2 separate regions of the Homo sapiens genome follow, and region 1 is linked to region 2. A link is a loop called in an ENCODE intact Hi-C map of the cell type or tissue named here. Cell type or tissue: K562. All regions are shown on one strand. Region 1 overlaps EPHA6 (EPH receptor A6). Region 2 overlaps GABRR3 (gamma-aminobutyric acid type A receptor subunit rho3).

Region 1 (8,000 bases), 1.2 Mb after region 2:
TTCTAAAAGAATAAAACATATTTGGATCAATTTCTCCTTTGAGGTTTAAATTTGAAGATATAATAGAAGAAGCAATGTGAAAATGTCAACTAAGAATGTGATTAATAAGAAAATTACCATTTCTAAGGAAAAAAAGGAAAGCTAACCCAAGTGTATCTGAAAACATGTGACTGCCTCTATTATTCAATATTTTGATTAACTAGACAAAAATCAAAGCAAAATGCTTTAGAAACCACCCTTTTATTTTAGCTCAGTGTGAAAATGAGAAGTAGACATATATTGTAATATGAAAATGATGCAAAATATATAAAAATATATAAAAAGTCAAGTACAACCATAGCTAAAATGTTGGTCCATGAAAAACTATATTTTGCAAATTACACATCCTTAACAAGCCTTTAAATACAACTATTTCAGTTAACAAAAACCTAATCACCTTGTATATTTTCACCAAGTTCAAAAATGCATAATATTTTAGTAGACTTGTATTCTGTATTAAAAACCAAATTGTTAATATTTGCACAATCCATTTATACTACAGTAGTTTAAAGTTTATTTATGCACAAATACTCATCGAGGTTATCAAATTTAACATAAATGTAACATATATAAACTTACACACAGAAATTTATATTTAAGGAAAATATTTATATGGGAGATATTCTAATGTCACTATGTATAAACACAGTATTAAAGAATAATTACTAATTTAGGAGAGAGGAAGGAGCTTTACATATCATTCCCACTGATTACCAGTTCTAATTGTATTTTAACCTTTTCTATGGGATGTAAGTTATATGTCAAAATTCATAACAAGTAGGGCCCAAAATTCACTGTTCCATCAACTATTAGGAGATCTTAAAAATCTAAAAAAGACAGCAATTTTTCAGATATTTAAACTTACCCCATTTAATGGATATGTTTTCCATCCTAGCTCTCCCAGTACAGTTGTTGTATCAAGCAACACAACTGGAATTAAATAGAAAATAAAAATTCCATGAATTTCTCAACTAATGCAAAAATATATTAAATTATTAAAGTTATAATAAAAATCATTAATGTCAATTACACTTACTATTATTCACTGAATTAAGTTTAATGAGTTATCTTCAGAAATTTACATATTAAATATTAATATAAAATAGTATTAAGTAATGATAAAATGCATAAAGTATTTAGAAATTAAAGTATGTATATTTTTGTTAAACAATGCTAAATGAAATTATTAAACAGAATTAAGTCTTTTTAATAGCAGATGTTTAAAACTGATAAAATAACTACCTTTGCTTTTCCCCCACTTTCATTTACAGTATTTTTAGACCACATTCAGGAAGAAAATCCTGTATTAAAGCAGATTTCTTGATTCTCTTTTTGTGCTATTAAATGTCCTTATATATTATCAGCCAAGTATTAAAAAAACTCATTTTGAAAAATCTTATAATCTTTAAAGCACTGACTACATTATTATTATATACACTAGGTAGTTTACTTATGGCTATAAGATGCGAAACCAAACGTAAAAACCATCTATCTCTTTTCCTGACCAAAAGTAATTCATAATCTTGTCAAAAAAGCAGACATGTAAACACATAACAACATTTTCTGTTAAGTTATAAAAGTGAAGATTATATTAACATCTTAGCAATTAAGTTAAGCTAAAGTTGGGTTGGCAGTTCTGGGAGAACTTCACAAACGGGATCCAATTTGAACTGGTCTAGGATGAGGGGGTTTCAATCAGATATGATAAGATTTTTTTTTATTTTAGAATACTTTCTATAAACTAACTGAAATATGACTAAATCAGTTCTCAGTTGTAGGGGTGGAGACTACTTGGGGAAAGTTAGATGATAGAAACGATTGGGAAAGACAGATGGAGATCAACTAAGGAGGGTTTTTGTAGCGTTTCTGGCAGGTAAATGTGGACAGCTCATGATTCAGCAGATATTTATTTTTAACTACTACCTCCTAGGCCTCCAGATGTCAGTAGGCCATGAACCTCACTCTGAGAAACAATGCTTTGGTACCACATCATTAATTTTGGTTTTTCATCTTGTTAAGGAAGTGAGATTTCTTTTTCCTTTTTTTTTTTTTTTTTTTTTGTTTGTTTTTTAAAGAGACAGGTCTTGCTCTGTTGCCCAGGTTGGAGTTCACTGGCACAATCATACTCACTGAAGCTTTGAACTCCTAGACTCAAGGCGATCCCCCTGCCTCAGCCTTCTGAGTAGCTGGGACTACAGGCACGCACCACTGTGCCCAGCTAATTTTTTCATTTATTGTAGAGACAAGGTCTTACTATGCTATGCAGACAGGTCTTGAACTCCTGGCCTCAAGTGACCCTCCCACCTTGACCTCCCAAAGTGCTGGGATTACAGGTGTGAGCCAAGGCACCTGGCTGGGGGTTTCTCATCTATAATTTTTTAAAATGCAATTGTGAGTATGTTATTTGGCACCTGCTGTTTGGTGTCTACTCTAAAGATTCTGAGGTTTTACTTAGGTGAACCACTGTGATAAATTTTATTGATACATTTTTCAGATATGAAAGTATCCTTAAATTCCTGGGTTAAACTCTACTTACTCATTGCAGAATATTCCTTTAGTATTGTTAAAATCTATTCACTAAACATACATTTGTAAAACTAAGTCATAAATTTTAATCAATTTTTATTGTGAGAAATTTTCAAATACTTTTTGAAGTAGTAAAAAACAGTACAATGAACCCTCACATACTCATCACTCAGGTTCAATAATTACCAATTAATGTCCAATCTTGTTTCTTGTATACATTTTTACCTACTTCCCCACTATAAGATTTCATTTGAAGTAAATTTCAGGAATCTTATCATTTCACCTGTATAAAAATTCAACATGTATTTCCAAAATACTCTTTTAATATACTTACAATATCTTAATTCATTAATATAAAAATTCCTTAATGCAATGACATATCCAGACAGTGTTCAATATTCTTTATTGTCTCATTTGAAAAGAAGCCGAGATTCAAATAAATGCTAATAAGTTAGTTGGCATTCCTGTTTAAGTGTTTTTTTTAAATCTATAAGTTTCCCCATGTCTTATCAGTTAGATTTATTAAAATTTGTTTGACTCACAACAAATCCACCCTCTTTAAATGTACATTTTTGTAAATCATGACAAACTCCTACATCCATGGAACCATGGCTACAATCAAGCTAGAGAATACGTCCATTACCCTCCCAAAATTTCTTGTGGCCCTTTATAAGAAATCCCTTTCCTACCCCATCCTCTGGTAACCACTAATCTGATTTCTTTCCCTGTAGCTTTGTCTTTTCCAGAGTGTCAAATAAATGAAATCATATAGCATGTAGCCTTTTGAGCCTGGTTTCCTTACTTCACATATGCATTTGAGATCCATCTATGTCACTGCATGTTTCAACTGTTCCTTTTTGTTGCTGAAACCTATTCCACTGTATGGAATTCCCTAGTTGATGGACATCTGGGCTATTTCCAGTTAAGAACATTATACATAGGCCACCCTAAGCTTTCCTATACAGATTTTTTATATGAACCTATGCTTTTATTTCTCCAGGGTTAATAACAAGGAGTAAGATTAGTGGGTTATACAGAAAATGTTTGTTTTTTAAATAAACTATCCATCTGGATTCCAAAACTGACTGCTGTGAAATTTTAGATTCACAATAGGGAAATGTATGGTTTTCCCATTCCTGTACAAACCAGGACTTGGTTTTGTCCAGTTTTTTAAAGTCATTCTATCAGGTGTGCAACAGTAACTCATTATTGTTTTAATATGTACTTCACTTAATGGAGAGAAACATCAGTATTTCTTATGGTGATTTTTAAATGTTCATAAGTTTTATTCTAATTTTCTCATCAAAGATTTCTGCAGAAAATTCACTGGTACAACCTACAAATCACAACATTCAAATCAAGGCTTTCATTAGAGCTAAGTGTCTAAAATCTCTAATGCGTATTGAAATCTATCAACAGCTATTTCCTTTTTATAAGTTTTATATAGGAATTATGACCAATAAGTTAATTCATTAATTCATTTAATTATTGTTTCTAAAACATATTAAGCCTGCTTTGTTCTCAGTATTCATAGTTGTAAACTGTGAAGTATATTCACTTCAAAACAAGTAAAAAAGGAAAATATGTATGTACCTATTATAGTGCAAATGCTTAGAAAACATTTTTTGTTGTTTCTTAGTATCTTCCAGAAACAAGATTGACCTAACTGCTTTATTTGATTAAATTGCAATGATACCTCTTAAAAATTCTTTAAAAAAATAAGATTCCAAATTTGCATTTCAGACAGGTGAATTATATTTCAATATTAAAATAAAATTTAGAATTTTAGAGATATGTAGTAAATATTTTAATTTTATCATTTGTTTCACATACAAAACCCCCACAAATTCAGGTTTTTCAGGCACACTAATTACGTTGAACACAGCAAGGTGAGAGCTCCTCCTGCTGGCTCCAAACAAAAGTTACCTAGTCCCTACCAGACAGCAAAAACACTGTAAACTCAGTAGGAAGAAAAAAAATTACATCAGCATTAACATCAGTAAAAAAGCCAATACTTTTCCATTTTTAATATAATAGCAATGTTTAAATAGGAAGATTAACACCTATTATTTATGTAAAGAGTACAAATGAAAATACAATTATTTATTCATAGCATAAATTGAGAAATTGAATAAAACAAAAAAAATAGCCTGGGGGCAATAAAATAAAGTTCTAAAAATACACATTTTGTTTTGTAAGCAACATAATGCATAGAATGTGTCTGTGTAACTGCATACAATTTTCCTATTAACTTTTAGAAAAAAATTTTCAGCATATTATATTTCTTTCTGAACATGTCTTTTAGTGTATTAGAGTTGCCTTTATTCATGCTTTTGGAAATTATAAGAAAATTTCATAATGTTTTAAAAGACAATATCAAATGATAAACACAAATTTAATAGTACTGGATTAAATCTGAAAGTTATGATTACCTAAGAATAAAAAGCTAAATATTAACTTCTTGCCTTTAAATATTTTATCAAGTCTTTATCTACATCATTTCAGTAAATCTAAAAGGTATTAGTTTAAAAACAATTAGCATATTGATTTATAGTATATAATAGAAGATCATCTTTATTCAGATAGCACAGTAAGAAAAGGATGAGATTTTATTCATATATCACTTTGAAAAATTACACAAGGAAGAGATAAATCAAGCCACTAAGAAAGTAGCTATTCTTTTAGGATAATTTTGTTGTAAAAATTTAAGTCAATGTCATGTAAATTGAGTCCAAAGATTTATCAATATGTTTTAAAGTTCAGACAATCATAAATACATGTTTGAGAACTTTCTCTAACAAACCTTATGAAAAAAAAGTAAGGGGTTTCTTCCTAGAATCATTCAATTTAGAAGCTTTAAGGCCCAGCTTAAGGTTCTGAGTTACTAAGTAAAGTTACTAAGTCACTCAGTAACAGCACATCAGTAGAGGTTTATGATGGTTCTATGTTCCACTAACTGTAACACTCTACTACCTCCAATAGCTCTTAAAAAACACCAATAAACAAAGACAATACTTCTAACATCATGACCAGATACAATCAGAGAATACTTCGAATTATAGATATATAAACAAACATGTATCTTTATACGTTACATTTTAGAAGCAGTCCATTTAAATATAATACTGTTTAAATGCTTTAAACTGACATTTAGATTATCAAATTAATCCAGTTTTAACATCACTGTATATTTCTGAAAGGTAAGAACCAAAAATTTTTACTTTCAGATATATATAATATGGGTAACTACCCTCACACGGAGTTGCAACCATATTTAATTCTGAAAAAAATCTAACATAGATTGCTTTAAATCAACACTGAATTATGTTGACTCCTGGTATGGTCCTCTCTGTACTTGGAATATTTTAAGATAAAATCTTCTAAAGAGGATCATACTTTCTTAAAAACAACAAAGCTACTTTTATCTAGAACCTGAGATCAATTATTTGTTTAGTAGGTGTACTTACAGCATTTTGTTTTGTTGTGGTGGTTATTCTTATTTTTTGTGGTTTTTGCTTGTTTCCATGTTTTTAACATAGAGGGTGTTCATTATTTTAATTTTATCTATCCCTTCAGTTACATCTGAGATTGGAAATTCTATTTGTAAGTATAAGGTAATATGAACATAGTGATGTTAGCTTTTTCTAATTAGAGAATAAAATCAAGTCTAGAACTTTTGAAATTACACCTTTCAGTTTTCTACTCTGCTAGAGAGTATCTTTTTCAGAAAACATTCAAATATCTCTGTCCCTTCTTAAAAATAGATGATTCCCTTAGTTACTAAAATAAGGTATAAAAATAAAAAATTACTTTTCTTCACTGTTATCTTAAATAGAAAAAAAAGGGCAAAACACTCAAGCTATATAATTTTCTACCTAACTAAATTACTTTCAGGATAAATCAAGTGAAGCAGTTTGCTATTACTTAGAAAGCAAGTTATACTCTAGAGCAAGAACTATCACTGAAAACCTTATCCAAATAATGAATGGTTAATAGTTGATTAAAATATTACTAGAAATGTTCATCTTGACTTTCATACCTTCTTATTTCACTCATTCCAAGAACCTCCAGATCCTTATCCTGACTGACAGAGCTATATTTGCTTCAGCCTTATAATCATTCCTAAAACCTGCTATTACCAGCACTTACCACAGAGACCAAAGGATAACTCGGGTGTGGATGTGATCTATCACAAGGTCACCAAACTACAGGTTCCCTCCTGGGCTCCTGAGCAAGGTCATTGATATTTATTAATGAGTTACCTCAAAAGTTGTGCTTTCCTATAAAATTGTTCTGTTATCTGTGTGGTTAAAAATGAGTAAAAGAAAATTTGGCATGTCCCTAATTAATAGCAATTAGATGCTTCCTCTATTTTGACATCTTCAGCACTTCGTAAGCAAATTCAGTTGAGACCTATATTATTTACATTTGTCTCAATTACTCAGGGATTAAATAGGTAGAAAAGACTATTTGGCTATAGTCTTAGATTTTCTAGTCTTATATTTAATAAATGTTGCGAGTCTCTCATCTCTCACAAAGAAGTGCCCCATTTAGCTCAAACCATTGAACATGTTCCCCATTGCTTACACAGCATCAAACATGTGTCTTGCCTTTCTAGTTCTAACCTTTCTTATGTTCCCACTAGTCTTTTATGGGCTTTGGACATTTTCCAATTTTTTGAAGAATATTATGAAACTTAAGGTCTGAAATACACTTAAATCATTGGTTTAATGGTCCTGATAAAAGAGATTATAACTACTTACTTGTAAGTTATATCTACAATATAATGGCCATCTCAATCCAAAACCATTTCTATATAATGGAAGAAAGGTCTAAAAGAAACTACTGAAACCGTTACTTTAAAAAAAAATAACAGTGGCTTTATATTGGAAAGGAAAAAAATAACTTTGAGTCTGTGAAAAAAATTATGAGAATGAAAGTTTAGTCTTTTTTCTTGAAGATGGGAAAATTTTTCTTCCTGCAGTTTTGTTTGTTCCCTCCATTACATTTACATGGACATAATGAAAATAGATGTTAACTTCCCTAACTAGGACCTAAGCAGTCAAGAAATGTTACCTGATTTTACATCATACATTTTGATGTTATTTCAACAAACATTTCTTAAGTCTCTGTTATATTTAAACTCTATATATTGGACGCTATAGGATATAGAAAGTCTGTAAGTTACAATGCCTACCTTCAAGGTATACCAGTTTTCTACTTTAACTTTCACTACTAGGATTTTTGTGTCAACTCACATGCCATAGTTTATAGCATATATAGCAGAACAGATTAAAATGCCCTCATTTAGAAGGTGCAGACAAAAAATGACTGCAGCTATTTAGTAGACTGTGTAGTTTAAATTGCTCTTCTAAAAGGGCAGACATCCCATATCACATCTTCAAAATCACCATCAAAATTGTCAGTAATTGTAC
Region 2 (8,000 bases):
ACAGCCACCTTTTTCTGGAAGGAGGTGCTGAGCAAGGTCTCCGGCTGAAGGCTGCTGCAAGTTGCTCACAAAGGAGCTATGCTAAAACAGACATTTCCCCTCCACACCCACAGTATCACTGAGAAGTAGGTGTCACAGGGCAGAAAACAAATCAGGGAGGTCCAGCAACCTGCTCAAGCTCACCGACACAGGGAGAGACAGGGCCTTATTCCCAGTCAGGACACCTAGGGCCAAGAGGCCACTGCCTGCTTTCCTTCGTCCTAGAGAACTGTAGGTAAAAACAGACATCACCTACTTCACAATTTGACCTGGCTTCAGGCATAAATATTGCCATCCCTCAGGCTCTAGAACCCCGGATGGGAATTCTGCCCGGTGCGCTCTCAGCCTGCACCCTGTATTTTCTGCTCATTTTGTCTTTGTAGAACACTGCCTTAATCTGTTTACAATCTTGCGGTCCTTTCGTTTTCTCGCTGTCTTCGTGCAGAGATTGTTCAGCCCCAGTGACCCCAAGGATCACCTAGGTAGCTTGTTCAGGTGCAGATTACTAGGCCCTGCTTCCTAGGGGACTGATTTAGTTGATCTGGGACAGGAGTCCATGAATCTGAGTTTTGATCACCTCCACTCAGGTAATTGGGATTTTCCAGGTCTAAAAACCGTATTCTGAGAAACAATATGAGTTTGTGCATTAAATCCAACTGAGTTTGTCACTTAATGTGCTCCAAAATTTGGTTTACCTTATTTGCTCCACACTTATATAATAAAGAACAAATGTTGACAGCTCTTTGGCTTAATATGAACTGAGAAAATGAGCTTTTATGTATGTATTTCAGAACATGTTATGTTGAGCACAGATGGCTAACCTAAATCAAAATATCCAGAAGCATATGTATCTCAGAAGTTTTTTTTTTCCCTTTGGGGGAACAGCAAACAAGAAACTAGAATGAAGAAAGATGACAGTACCAAAGCGCGGCCTCAGAAATATGAGCAACTTCTCCATATAGAGGACAACGATTTCGCAATGAGACCTGGATTTGGAGGTGAGTATTATCCTCTCAAAATTCATTTCAAAACCCATTGCACTGTCAAAATGGAGGTGAAAATTTAAAACAAGACCAAAATGCAAGTAAAGTCCATCAGTTTAAAACAAAAAAAGAAGGCTTTTACAATCACCTTCTCTTTAATGAGAACAATTGATGAGTTATCCATTTTAAATTGACCAAAAAAACTCATTTTCCTACTATGCACACTGTAGTAAATAGTATGTGTTCCATAAATAGAGAATGGATATATGTTGCCTATACACCAACTTATTTTCTAACTAAAATCCTTAAATTGGATACATGTTATTTATAAAATCTTATTGAATATTCTTATGAGCTAGAATGCCATGCTTTGGGGGAAGAATTAGTATGGCAAATGCCATGGCTTCCTCTGAACGTACTCTGCTGAATTGTCTTTTAAAAACGGTTTATCACTTCTAGCAATTAAGATTGATCAAGTGTTAGAATACCCCTTAATGTACTATCTTATTCCATCCTCACAGTGATCCTATGAAATAGGCACTGTCATGATACTTAATATTGCAATGTGAACACTGGGTCTTAAGAGAGGTTAAGAGATTTGCCCAAGGCCATGAAAACAGAAAGTGGTAGAGCTGAGCTGCGATGGCAGGTAAAGAAGATGAAAATTCATATTACAGGTACATAATTGGAACAAAGACTTTCTTCTCCTTAGACTACTTAATGTACACACAGTTGCATCACTGAGGGTACCAAGTTTTCCAACAATACACAGGATATGGTGAAATCATCAGGTTAAACTCTCTGGCTTACAGCTAAATCCATCCTGATTCTTCTTTCATTGATGGAGCCTTCCACTTCCACAATTCCTGAACTGACAACTTTTGAGAATCCTAGAGATGTGGAGATGAGGGAAGTATGGATGAGGGTGAGAAGAAAGATCCTCTGGCAGTATAACAGATACAGCCTTCTGATGAATAACGAATACCGCAAGTGTTCAGGGCGGGGGATACTCTTCTCATGATGTGGTTATGACCAAGGGAAGCACAATAGGCATGTAGGTACTGCAGAGAACTAATTTGTTAACAGGCAAAACAAAAACGTATGTTAAATATTCTCACGTTGAGGATTGGATTTTTTTAGGGGGTGGTTGTTTGTTTTTTCAATTTCCTGAAATCCATGTGGTTCCTGTTCTTTTTTTTTTTTTTTTTTTTTTTTGAGACGGAGTCTCACTCTGTCACCCAGGCTGGATTGCTGGCATGCAGTGGCGCGATCTCGGCTCACTGCATCCTCCACTTCCCAGATTCAAGTGATTCTCCAGCCTCAGCCTCCCAAGTAGCTGGGATTACAGGCACGTGAAACCAGGCCAAGCTAATTGTTGCATGTTTTAGTAGAGAGAGGGTTTCACCCTGTTGGTCAGGTTGTTCTCAAACTCCTGACTTCAGGTGATCCACCCACCTCGGCCTCCCAGAGTGCTGGGATTACAGGTGTAAGCCACCACACCCGGCCAATTCTAAGGGTCTAACCTTGATTTCATCACATTTGTGACTCAGACTTTGGTGAGCATCAGGATCACCTGGGGGTTCTGAAGGCACAGCTTACTGGGTTCCACCCCCAGAGTCTCTGACCCACTAGATCTGGGTGGGGCCAACCATTTGCGTTTCTAACAAATTCCTAGGTGATGCTGCTGGTCTGAGAATCACAATTTGAGAGCTCCTCGGGAGGCTGAGGCCAGAGAATCGCTGTATTAGGTGATCACTGTATTAGGTGATCAGCATCAGATGAAATCATGGTGAGTTTAATTTTTTGTTTTGCAGAGCATTTTTCACACTTATTGAATCATAATTTAAGATTTCAGAAGCCTTGAGATGAAGCAGGTTTAGAAATATGTCTCTTTTTTTCTTCTGAGACTATTTCTTTATCTTTTTTTACTTTTCTTCACTACTTCTCTTATGTATCTTCCTTACGACCGTTCTCAACTGTGTTTCCCCAGCCAAATTTTCCCAAAGTTTATATAATAGGTTCTACAACTACTACGCAGATATTTTGTACCTTGGTCCCTGTGATTCTATAAAAGATCTTTAAAATATTTCCCCTACCACCATATAACAAGCAGGAATCTTCAGTCGATACATTTGCCTGTCCCTGGGTTTTCGGCCACCAGGGGGCGCCAGTCACACAGGAATGGCTTGAAACTGGCCACTCCGGAGCCACAGTTGGAAGCTCTTTTCAACACGAATTCAAAAACCTGCCCTAATTCATGTCAGGTTAGATTTCTCAGTTAAACTCGCTCCTATCCTAGAGGAAAGGGTTTTTATGGAGATTATTTGAGGCCATGTAAAGGAAGAAAGATTGAGAGAAAAATGACTATCCTTGAATGTAGACCTTGAACCAAGTGCGGTCTAGAGAGGCTTTGACACTCAAAGTGGTCCATGGACCAGCCGCAGAATCACCTGGGAGTTAGAAATGCAGATGCACGGGCCCCAACTCAGGATTCTAAATAAAACTCTGCAGTGATTCCCCTAAACCTTACAGTTTGAGAAGCACTCCTGTAGATGACGGAGAGCCAACTCTCCTCTCTTATCTTAAAACATGTATGCCTTCATTCTCCATCCCTACCTCGTCCTCCCCCCGTCCAGAAAAACATGAAATTGACCTGAAATTTCCACTGTGCTTGATCTGTTAGAGATACATTTAAAGATTTTTTTTAAATGAAAATGCATTTTTTTAAAAATACTTTCTTTCCCGAGGCGACTTCGTAGGGTTGTTAAAAATGCAATTGAAATGTGCTACTTAGTGGCAGGCGGCAAATCATCCCATGATTAAGAAATTTTTCTGACAATCATATACTGGGGTGAAATGGTGTCCAAATGGCTTGTGTGATTAGTCAGTTTGAGCCGAAAAATCTTCATAAATTCAGTCAGAAGTGTCAGTCTGGTAGCTCTGTGAAAGACACCCCTTAACCTTCTCTTGCCTGTCTTGGTCAGAACAGCTTCTTATACCAGTGACCCATTTCTCTGTTCTCATGGCTGCCTTCCTTGGGGAAATCAGACTGCAGAATATAAAAGACAAGCTTTAATTTATCTTCTTTCTTTATGCTTGTCCGCAACACAAACACACGCACATACTTTTTCCCTCTTGAGCTAAATGTTAACTTCAGCACTTCTCTTGCCTTAATGTGTCTTCCTAATTAGCTTTAACATTAAAACCAGCTGCTACTGCAGTGTTTTTTACTTTTATAAAGCATTAGAAGATTAATTGACTCATTATGTGGAAACAGGAGGATATAAATTTAGGGGAGCTTTTTGTTTAACTTGGGTTATAAATTGCAGCTCATTTTCTTTATTTATGTTTTCCCCACCTTTTACGTCTCCCATAACTAAGGGCTTTTTTGTTTTAGTTTTATAGATGATAATTTCTTTGTTTCTTCAAAGTGAAATCATTTCAGTATGCAGATACTGGCTACAGAGTCAAGACAAAAGCTAAAGTTATAAAAGCTGCTTGCACAGTCTTTGCTTGTCAAAGGAGAGGACTATACTGTGAGTCAGAAGGATCTGGCTACTTTCCTATCATTAACTAACTTTGGGTTTCAGGCACGTGTTGTAACCTCTCTGAGTATGCACTCCCTCGTGTCAAGAGGAGCTAAAATCAGCTCTCTCTAGCTAACAAAGCAGCTATAATTAAAAGATTAGATGATATATTATATAATGAACTTTAAATGCATTATACAAATCAGATGTATAACTTTTATTTAGCCCTCATTATTCCAGCCTGCATAAAAACCAAATAGATGCTATATCTTGCCATATACAAAAAGGATTATAAATGTGTGTGCTACTACCTAGTTAGTGATCCTGAGAAATCAACACAATCATCGTAATGGTTAATATTTATTTAATTTTCACTATATTTTAAATGCTTTAGGTACTGAATTAATAAAATTATCTAAAAATTATTATTTACACTGTTACATTTATTACTGATCCAATAGATAGATAACATGTAAGTTGGTTTTAATACATCTGAATGGGGTTAGGCTAAGGACTTGACAAGCTTCCTTTCACATAATCACAGCAACCCAAAAAGTAGGTACCATATATTTAGTTCTGTTTTACAGATTACATGAGGAGTTGAGGTATTTACAGAAGTTTGGTACTAACTCAGGTTTATATGGCTACAAATTCCATGGATTTGAATCCATATGCTTTATTGCCACCTTCTATCTGTGACTCAGCTCCTTTTTTGTAAAAAGAACGATCTTTGGAGCTTTTATCTGGCTCCCAAACTCTGATTCTGCGTTTTGGCTTTACATGCTGCTCACTCTCTACTCTATCCTCAAGAATGCTAGAGCGTAATACAGTTCCTCAAACCCATGAATAAGGTGCAGTGGGACATGGAGCTCAAACCAGGCAGAAATGACGGCCTGGTGCAGTGGCTCACGCCTGTAATCCCAGCACTTTGGGAGGCCGAAGCAGGCGGATCATTTGAGGTCAGGAGTTCGAGACCAGCCTGACCAACATGATGAAACCCAGTCTCTACTAAAAATAAAAAAAAAATTATCCAGGGGTGGTAGTGCATGCCTGTAATCCCAGCTCCTCAGGAGGCTGAGGCCAGAGAATCGCTTGAACCCAGGAGGTGGAGGTTGCCGTGAGCCGAGATTACACCACTGCACTCCAGCCTGAGTGAGACTCCATCTCAAAAAAAAAAAAAAAAAGAAAAAGAAAAAGAAAAAGAAATGAGGCCAGACGGCACCCAAGGGCATACATTTTCCTTGCAAATGGAAGAGCTTATCCCCACCAGAACCAGTATAAATCTGGAGGACGAAAGGAAGAAATCGAAGGTATTTCCAGAAACCCATTCCTAATAGACAAGCTATGTTTTAACCCCGATCTCAGATCAGCCTTCAAACAACCTTTAGGCTCCAGTGCTTGGGCAACAGTGGCATAAATAGGTCCTTGGAGGGTAGTTTTACAAGACTGTCCCCAGGCTTGTAGAGACAGTTGTCAGCAACTAGGATCTATTTATAAATCATGAGGTACTAGCTGCAAGTTGCTCTCTGATTTAAAAAAATAAATAAATGATGAGAAGCACTGTATCTTTTTCTTTTCCTTTTTTTTTTTTTTTTTTGAAGATTGGACTCATTATCTAAATGTGCGTAGGATTGGGAGTAGTGGCTTACATTCCTAAGGGGCAGGTTTATATTTTTGCTTAATTGCAGTAGTGATAACATTTATTATATGCCATTTATTGACTACAAATTAAGTTCAGTAACTGTACTATGTCTAGTCCTCAAATGAGTCTCCAAGGTAAGTATTACTAGACAAATTTTATAAATCAGGTAAACTGAGCTTAGAGACATTACTTACTCTCATTCACATAACAATTGTGGAGCTGGTTTCAAACTCTAGCCTAAGTGACTTTCATGCTAGAACTTCATTTGGGACATTCTGCCGCTCCTCCAAGACCTTTTCAAATTTTTTCTTCCCTTGGAGTTTTGGAATTATTGGGAAGATTTACTCAATCTAAAATACCAGGTAGAGCCATGGCAAAGATATTTTCGTGAATTGTTATTTTGATTATTCTACTAATTCCAAGAAAAAAGGCACACACACGTAAAAAAGCACCAGAGCCAAACCCTATGAAGGAATAATAGTGAGATGTTCCCAAGTTAATGCTTAATCAAAATCACCATTAAACACTATTTAAAAATTGTCATAATTTGGCCAGGTGCAGTGATTCATGCCTGTAATCCCAGCACTTTAGGAGGCCTAGGCGGGCAGATCACCTGAGGTCAGGAGTTTGAGACCAGCCTAGCCAACGTGGTGAACAAAATTAGCTGGGCATGGTGACACATGCCTCTAATCCCAGCTACTCAGGAGGTTGAGGCACAAGAATCACTTGAACCCAGGAGGCAGAGGTTGCAGTGAGCCAAGATCGTGCCACTGCCCTCCAGCCTGGGCGACGGAGTGAAACTCTGTCTCAAAAAAAAAAGTCATAATTAGTGTTATAGGGTATATAGTAATTGATCCAATATGTCAGGAAGAAGATGGTAGTTAAGATGTAACTGAGGTATTCCAGAAGCCTGAAGCAGGAATATATTTGCATGCCATCCCTGTGCCTGGCCACCTGAAACCCTTGAAAGTAAAAAAATGATACCGAGGGCATGGATTTGAGGATCCAAAAAAGGGAATTTGTTAATAAAGTGAAGGTGACATCAGTTAATTCCTGGGGCAGTCACAGAAAAGATACAGGACTGGCAAGACATACCTTGGGTTTCTATAGTATTATGCATTTAAAGGGCTGTCGAATTATAGGCACGCCTGTCCCATGTAGCACATCCAGGCATTACGTAGCCTCAGCCTCATTAAGGAAGCTTTTCAGACTTGACTCCTCTAAATCTTTCTTTGTTTCTTTTATCTTCTTTTCTTTTGTTTTCCTTTCTTTTCTTTTCTTTTTTCTTTTTCTTTTTTTTTTTGAGAGAGAGTCTAGCTCTGTCACCCAGACTGGAGTGCAGGGGCGCCATCTCAGCTCACTGCAGCCCCTGCCTCCTGCATTCAAGCAATTCTCATGCGTCAGTCTTCCGAGTAGCTGGAATTACAAGCACACACCATCACGCCTGGCTAATTTTTGTATTTTTAGTAGAGACGGGGTTTCACCATGTTGGTGAAGCTGGTCTCAAACTCCTGTCCTCAAGTGATCCGTCCACCTCGGCCTGCCAAAGTGCTGGGATAACAGGAGTGAGCCACCACGCCCGGCCTAAATCTTTGAATCTCGATTAAAACAACCAGCTTGGATCCATTTAGGCAGGATTTATATTTTCTCAACCATAATTGAAAACATTTTTTAAAACTCAGGACTATAGAGACAATAAGGTTTAATCGAGAATGGCTTATATGGAAAGAGAACATATAAAAGACTACATATATAAATATATAAATTATTTTAACACATATGTACATAAAATTTCCATCGCAAAACTAA

Evidence for each region. Hi-C counts contacts between places; a loop is a spot of excess contacts. Peaks named below come from ENCODE experiments on the same cell type or tissue, not always from the same donor. Only the 100,000 strongest peaks of a DNase experiment are listed, where the experiment ranks them.
Region 1: a loop joins it to region 2, with 7 times the contacts of the local background. A loop is called at or near these places in 14 of 110 quality-filtered maps.

What each region holds. Positions count from the first base shown.
Region 1 is chr3:96,859,794-96,867,793 of GRCh38, reverse strand. EPHA6 (EPH receptor A6) reads right to left here. Exons shown (of 18, transcript NM_001080448.3): 2 at 905-969. Among named protein-coding and RNA genes, the nearest start is that of EPHA6, 49 kb to the right of the region's middle. In K562, a CTCF peak has its summit at 4,466 (motif pointing left); no DNase peak of the experiment used is centred here.
Region 2 is chr3:98,018,604-98,026,603 of GRCh38, reverse strand. GABRR3 (gamma-aminobutyric acid type A receptor subunit rho3) reads left to right here. Exons shown (of 10, transcript NM_001105580.3): 3 at 925-1,037. Among named protein-coding and RNA genes, the nearest start is that of GABRR3, 13 kb to the left of the region's middle. RefSeq lists an enhancer at 3,234-3,283. In K562, a CTCF peak has its summit at 3,187 (motif pointing right); a DNase peak (open chromatin) is centred at 3,183.